Regions from separate parts of the Homo sapiens genome. Here region 1 is linked to region 2. Evidence: chromatin loops called from intact Hi-C (ENCODE). Cell type or tissue: IMR-90. All regions are shown on one strand. Region 1 overlaps LOC105370265 (a long non-coding RNA gene). Region 2 has its middle 50 kb from the start of KCTD12.

The links. Hi-C counts contacts between places; a loop is a spot of excess contacts. Peaks named below come from ENCODE experiments on the same cell type or tissue, not always from the same donor. Only the 100,000 strongest peaks of a DNase experiment are listed, where the experiment ranks them.
Region 1: a loop joins it to region 2, with 4 times the contacts of the local background. A loop is called at or near these places in 1 of 110 quality-filtered maps.

What each region holds. Positions count from the first base shown.
Region 1 is chr13:76,775,323-76,779,322 of GRCh38, reverse strand. The region is part of intron 1 of LOC105370265 (a long non-coding RNA gene); the gene reads left to right. Among named protein-coding and RNA genes, the nearest start is that of KCTD12, 110 kb to the left of the region's middle. In IMR-90, no CTCF peak of the experiment used is centred here; no DNase peak of the experiment used is centred here; H3K27ac peaks cover 158 bases.
Region 2 is chr13:76,834,034-76,838,033 of GRCh38, reverse strand. No RefSeq gene overlaps it. Among named protein-coding and RNA genes, the nearest start is that of KCTD12, 50 kb to the left of the region's middle. In IMR-90, no CTCF peak of the experiment used is centred here; a DNase peak (open chromatin) is centred at 1,543.

The DNA.
Region 1 (4,000 bases), 59 kb after region 2:
AATTTTAGAGAAGACACTGCAGTCATAATGCTGTTGATGCAAGCAAACGTCTTACAAAAAATGAGACTTTTCTAGATTCTATGATGAAGGTGGAAGGTCTGCATTAAATCTGGGTCAGTATCATGTATTATACTCCTCAGTAAACCTACATTATGTTGTATATTAAACAGAGCCTTTTAAAATAACTAACATTCCTTTTGCTGTGGAATGTATCCATTTCCCTTGAGTTGACATGTCTGATCTGTGAGGCTTTGGGCCTTTGCCTTGCAGTTGCTTTATATGGGTGGGATCCAAATGCATGTCAAATTGAATATTGCTAGATGTTGAGAGTTTAGGAGAAAATAGGCAGGGGTGAAATATCTCTGAGTTATAGTTGAAGGTCACTGTGGCAATTTGATTCAATTCAATTCAACAATTATTTACTGAGTGTTAACTCAGCATAAGTCAAGTGGTTTAAATAGAGTGGTCACTGAAGAGTGGTCACTGCCCTTGTGAGGCTCACAACTAAGGGACAGGACAACCCATTCCAACTTGCCTGCAATGTATCTTCATCTTCTGTCATAAACTGTAGGGTTATATAAGGTTTCTTAGAATTCATTAATTGAATCATCTGTTCATTCAATACATTTTGTTTGTTTGTTTTGAGTTCTGTGGTATGTCATGCACTGGTGGTTGGAAACTCTTGATCAGCTCCTGTGACGTCCAGATGAACAACCTGTCATCAATATAATTTCCTAAGATTCTAAGAGTTAAATAGGGTTTGTCTTCTTTAAGTCACCCAAGACCCCAAAGGTCTATGTCCTCTCCCAGGAATAGAAACACTGTTTGTGATGGTGTCTTCATCGTTTTTTGGTACCTTCTATCTGCATGCCATCCTAGTGACCCTCAGAGATCATGTTTCAGAACCATGGAAATTTACAGGAATTAGAAAGCTTGGAATTAGAAGAACTTGGTTTGAGTCCGGTTCTTCCGTGGTCTAGCTGTGTGTGATCTTGGTAAATTGCTTAGCTTTTCTCAATCACCATGGTTCTCATCTTTTCCACAACAAGCTTATAGATATTATTCTATCCATTTTACATTAAAAAATCTGAGGCTTAGCAAGGTTAGGTAATTTTCCCATGAGCCAGGGTTCAAATGCATGAAGTCTGACTTTGGTGTCCATGCTTAAATACTCCTTTATGTATGTCAATTATGAAGAGTTGAACACACTATCTGGTACATAGAACATACTCAATAAAATATAGCTGTTATTTTGGCTATCATAACTGAGAACAAATACAATGGAAATATTTGCTAAAGGTGGAAACAAAACTGCACCAGTTATTTTGGAATAAGGAATCTTTTGTATTTGACCTTGGACCCCAACCACATGTAAGACTAACCTTGACTAGAGTGGCAAATGTCATTTATAATTGAAGGACCTAATTTTTATAATTCTATTTCTGCTGTAATGAAAAATTACACTTTTGACATTTTCAATTAATGCTCTAGATAGCCCTGTATTGACATATATTGTACTAGGACCCTTAAACCAAGAGCTAAAATAGAGAGATGAATCCTTAATCAATGAATTACAGATCCTGGTAAAATGTTAAATTTAAATAAAACATCCACAATTAGTACTGTTTTGAGGTCTTTAAGAATGTTTATATTCTACATGTACTAAATAATAGGGCTAAATGCATGTAGATTTTCATAAAGGCAACACCTATGAAAATCTTTGCCTAATGTTGCACTATTATGTTCAGTATGGAGAGATGCAGTCTAATTTTCTTATAATTTCCTCCCCTATCTTGCTAGCATTTTGTAGGTTAATCCTTTGTTAACACAGCTTCTTAGAGTGCTCTTGTTTTTCACTCACAAGTATTATTTTTTTCTTTATCTACCATAGAAAGATTGTCCTCATTCAGTTGCATTTAGGTAGGAAAGAGATGTTCAAATGCCATGTTTAAGAATGTCTTTCCCTTTCTTCCCCATTTCATTCTGTTCAAGTTTTCTGCTGTATCTGAAATAGCCTCTAAGTCCCCGGGGATGATGAAAAAACAATTTTATGGCAGAAGGTAGAAGAAAAACTATTGTAATTTTTTTTGTATGTGTGTGTGCTTATTTTTCTTTTTCTGAGACAGGGTCCTGCTCTGTCACCTGGGCTGGGGTACAATGGCATGATCCTAGCTCACTGCAGCCTTGAACTCCTGGGCTTAAGTAATCCTCCCTTCCTCAGCCTTCAGAGCAGCTGGAGCTACAGGTATGTACTACCATGCCTAGATAATTTTATTTATTTATTTTTTTGTAGAGACAGGGTCTTGCTATGTTGCCCAGACTTGTCTCAAACTCCTGGCCTCAAGTGATCCTCCTGCTTTGGCCTCCCAAACTGCTGGGATTACAGGCATAAGCTACCATGCCCTGTCCATTTTTTGTATTTTACAACAGAGGATGAAACTTCATTTTTAATTATAATTTTGACCCAAATCATCTTGTTTATGTAGACAAACAGGTCAGTGACTTGTCCACATATCTATCCTCACAAGTCGCTGGGGTGGGCAAACAGCTTGTGATATGTCCAGCAAAATATGTGTTCTGTTTGATTTTCCACAGAAGTATGAAAATCCAATTTAGATAATATCCATTAATGGGCCCATTAAAAAGAATGTTCTTAACCTTCACCAAGTAAAGAAAAACTTATTCAAGGGCTGCTGGCAACACTGAGCTACGGCTTAGGAGATTTTCACCAGCGTGTTGTTAAGATTCCAAAGTGTGGAAGGACAATGAAAAATGCAAATTGGAACCAAAATATTCCAGGTTTTGAATGAAGAAGAAAAACTTATTGCTCCACACTTACATGAACACTTATAAACATGCAAGAAAAATAGTTTGTGTTTTTAGAGGATGTGTCAGTTCTTTGAGCTGAGGGAAGTCAGATTTTAGGCCTGGGACCTAACTGGAATCACTTGTTACTCATAATTTAGTATTTTACTTTTTTGCAAAGTTCATTACCTTTCAAAGTCAAATAAAAATTTTAAAAAATAGAAGACATCCTTGTTTTGCAGCACTGTAAATTAGAATGTACTATGGATTTTGTCAAAAGCAAATGAGAGTATTTGAAAATTTGTTTAAGATACTCTGCTGATGTGTACTCTGGTATATCATCCTTTAAATATTTTTTCTAAGTGAATTTAGACAAATTGACAAATCAGAAATTTTTTTTGGGAACTTGTTAAGAAACTCCAAAGTTGTACCTCTTAGTGTATATTTATTGAAAATTGCAAGAGCCAAGAAAAGGAGAGTTTATTTGGAGTCTCAGAATATATAATTAAATCACTCTGCTTTGTTTCATAAAAGTGACTGAAGACTAACAGAATCCATTTCTATCTCTAGTATGATGCTGTTCATGATAGAGACAATTCATATGATATAGAAGTTAATCTTCCCAATGAAAAAATGTTATAAAGTTTTCTGCTTCTGTTACTGAATCACGATTTTTTCATGTTTTTCTCTCCAGTGCATTTATCCTTACTAGAAAACTCTATCAGAAACCCCCAATCATCTGAGTAGGTAGACAGCCATAAAAGTAACCACATGCTTTATTAATGATGGGGGAAATGGCAGATTAACTTCTTTCTTAAAAACTAAAAGGCATCTAATAACATGTGCTTTGATTTTACCCAGGTATGAGGGTCTGGAAAATTTCTTATTTAAATATACGGGTATTTTTATGGGGCCTTTTAAATCTTTGCCTTAATACTGTAGTTTCCTCCATATGTTTACTGTCAACTAACAGCTTAGAACTGATAAGCCATGTGGAAATGTTTTGTAAAGCTGCGGTTCTTCTTTGTGACTACTGCTTCTTTTATTAAAGTCGAACTTCTTCCAAAAAAGAATGCAATTTGTTTGCATATTCTTGTCTGCAAAATATGGCCAAGTATGGGTACCTTTTACATGATAGGAAAGAGGGTTTAGTTAGGTGTCTTTTAGTGTGATTAGAATGGATGTGACATGCACA
Region 2 (4,000 bases):
ACTCTGTCACGGGTAATCTCAATACTGGAGAGTATAAGGCTTATTAAACACAGAATGGTGTTTGCTGTTCCTTTGGCTCACAACCTCAAAAGCCTCATCTGTTAGCAGACAGCTGGAACACACCCATCACAGCCTCTCCAGTGTTTGTGTTACTAGTTCATGAAGCAGAAAATAAGACAGGTTCTGTATCTTTTAAAACATTTCCCCCCAAACACTAGTTAATCCTCTGACTTTCAAAGGCCAACAAAATTCATCTTTCTGCTGGTGGCAGAATATAGTTTTTTTCCCCCAGACTAATGTAGATGCTGTTTTACTGACATTATGGTTTAACCCATATGACTATAATTTTTTATATGATATTAAACATTTTCAGAATATGGGCTAATTTTATGAAGAAAAATAAAATTATCAATCACCTAATTCAAGCCCCAATTTTTCCTTTTTTAACAAAAATGGGTAAATAATTTTAGATCTGAGGAATTGTTATCTTAAATAAGTCCATAGGCAATTTAAAATATGTTCATAATGTATTCATTTAAGTGAACGATTTGATTGTCTAAATAACAATAACACAAAATAATAAATGGAAACACTATTCAAAGATGGCGCAGCCTTTACCAGTGTTGTTGGGTATGGAGCGGAACAGACTTCAACAGAGAGCAGGCAGGGATGAAGGACTGAGTGGGCAGGAGGGCTTTTTGAGAACCGGTGGAGACTAAGGTAGTAAAACTGACAAGGTAGAGACAGGCAAGTGGTTAATTTGTCTTTAATGGGAAGATGAATGTCCCTACTCCTGGTGACACTGAAAAGGAATCTTGTGATGTTTGTGTTGGGGTATTTAGTAGCACCAGTAACAGGTACCCTGGTTCTGTATCACCCAGAATGTGGCTGCTTGGAAGGCAAGAAATGAAGAGCCTGCAGCATAAATAGCTGGAAGTGAGATTAGCACTTGGGAGCAAGCAGAAGGTATGGGGAAGAGCTGGAAGGAAAGGCTGCCTGGATATTCCCAAGTTTTGACTTATGCAAGGAGAGGTGGAAGACTGAAAATAGCAACAGGAGCACACCAAGGAACTCGTTATACCCTGGGAAAAGAAAGCAGGCACAAGTGATAATGGGTAAACATGAGCTCTGCAGACAGGTGTCTCTCGGGCAGTCTCAACAGCAATGTAGTCTATAAATGTATCAGCCAGGTAGGCTTTTGGCTGTATGTGTTAGAAAACCTGAATTCAAAGGGGGTTGTTTTTCATAGAGGATGCAAAATATGTAGGTGGGTTGTTGTTGGCACTGATTCAGGGACTCAGCAATGCTAGCACCAAGGTCTCTGATTCTTTGGAGGTTTCCTTCATGGCCACAGGAATGGTCTCACAGCCCAGGCATCATTTCTGCAGGAGGAAGAGAGATGTCTTTTCTGGCTGAACTGTGTCACTTGCCATTCCTAGCTGGAAGGGGAACTAGGGAAGAGGCTGGAAGTGGGGTCGGATCATTCAAGCAACAGAGTTTGCCACAGCATTCTTTTCTGATAACTAACCCTTGTAATATAATCTCTTGGGAAGCTTCCCCTTCCCTCTATATTTCAAACATCAAACATTCCCAGAAGTGCTGGAAAAGGAGGGTGTGTGTGTGTGTATGTGTGTTTTTTTGTGTGTGGGTGTGTGTGTGTGTGTGTGTGTATGAACTACTCTGTGATTCCATGAAATTATTCCTTGAGAATTACTGGAATTAATAGACTTAATTATTATCATGGTGCCTTATAATAATGATGATAATGATATTAAAAATGCTAGCACATATGGTTTCCTATGTGCCCAACTCTGATTTACATGCTGCATATAAATTACTTAAAATAATCTTATCAACCTTACATTATGAGATAGGAACTACTATTATTATTCCCATTTTACACATTGGGCAGCTGAGACTTTTCTTTTTCTTTCTTTTTTTTTTTTAGATGGAGTCTCTCTCCGTCGCCCAGGTTGGAGTGCGCACAATCTTGGCTCATTGCAACCTCCGCCTTCTGGGTTCAAGCAATTCTCCCACCTCAGCCTGCCAGGTAGCTGGTATTATGGGCATGTGCCACTACGAATGGCTAATTTTTGTATTTTTAATAGAGACGGGCATGTTGGCATTTTGACTAGGCTGGTCTCGAACTTCTGGCCCCAAGTGATCTGCCCACCTCGGCCTCCCAAAATGCTGGGATGACATGCGTGAGCCACTGCATCTGGCAGAGACTTTTCAATGATTAAATCACCTATCCAAAGTCATCTCACTAGCAAGTGGGGAGACCAGGAGTTTCACCTTGCAGTCTGGCCCAGTCTCCTCATTATTTTGCTCTGCAACTTCTTCTGTTTCTTTTTCTTTCTTTCTTTCTTTCTTTTTCTTTCTTTCTTTCTTTCTTTCTTTCTTTCTTTCTTTCTTTCTTTCTTTCTTTCTTTCTTTCTTTCTTTCTTCTTTCTTTCTTTCTTTTCTGGGCAACCAAATCACAATATATACATTTATTTATTTATAAAATATATTTTATTATGTATATGGAAGGTATACAATACGATGTTATAAGATACATATATATAGTAAAATGGCTACTATAGTGGAATAAATTAACTAACATCTCCCCCAACTCACATAGTTACCCACATTTTCCCCCTGTGGCAAGAGCAGCTATAGTTTACTCATTTAGCAAAGATCTTGACTACAATACACAACTATTAACTATAGTCTTCATGCTGTACATTAGATCTTTCAACCTATTTCTTACATATTTAGTACTTTGTATCCTTTGACCTACATCTCCCCATTTCCCCACCACATGAAGACCCTGGTAACCATTGTTTTATTCTCTAGCTTTGTGTGTGTGTATGTACACACATACATATACATCTATCTATCTGTCTGTCTGTCTGTCTATCTATCTATCTATCTATCTATCTATCTATCTATCTATCTATCTATGTGGAGAGAGAGACAGGGCCTGGCTTTTTCACCTAGGCTGGAGTGCATTGGTTTGATCTCGGCTCACCACAACCTCTGCCTCCCGGGCTCAAGGGATCCTCCCGCCTCAGCCTCCCAAATAGCTGGGACTACAGATGCGTGCCACTATGCCCAGCTATTTTTTTCTGTTTTTGGTAGGGTCAGGGTCTTGCTATGTTACCCAGGCTGGTCTCAACTCCTGGGCTCAAGTGATCCACCTTCCTCAGCCTCCCAATCTGCTGGATTTACAGTTGTGAGCCACCGCACCTGGCCTATCTTTGTATATTTGACCTTCTGTTTTTACATTCCACATATAAGTGAGATCAAATTTTTTTTCTGTATCTGCCTTATTTCGCTTAGTATAATGTCCTCCAGGTCCTTCTGTGTTGTGGCAAATGACAGAATCTCCTTTTTAAATCTTTTTCTTTTTAAACTGTTATACTTACTTCTTTAGCATTTTTCTAAGTTTTATCATCATTATGATTTTTCCTAATGATTAATTATAAAGTCCTGCAAAAACTAGAAATAACATAAATATGGACATTTATTTGTCCTGTCTCTAACAAATAATATCACTGCTAGGCAAATCATACCTGGACAGGTGAGATGGAAGGATGAGACGCTGCATCCAAATATGGTGAAGTTGGCAGGAGAGAGTTGCCTTAATCAGTTTCATTCATCTTGAAAAGTCCAAGTCCAGTACAGATTAGAAGCCATTAGGTAAAGCAGCATGCATGGTTCACTAACTCAAAAGGCAGACAGTTGAATTATTCCAGCTATATATAACTTTAGGTATAATTTATTTTGTCACCTACCTGAACCAAACAGAATTACTTCCTGCTAGTGTTTTTCTTCTGTGTTAATGGTTTTGAACATCTAGACTAAATAATTTAGTTTTTATACTGAGATAAAATTTCAGAAAATGCCAATATTCAAACCAACCAGCTTTAATCTATCAAAATTGAATAAAAATCTGTGTGAGTATGTGAGTGTGCATAAAGCAAGTATACAAGTATAAAGCAAATAACTGAACTGG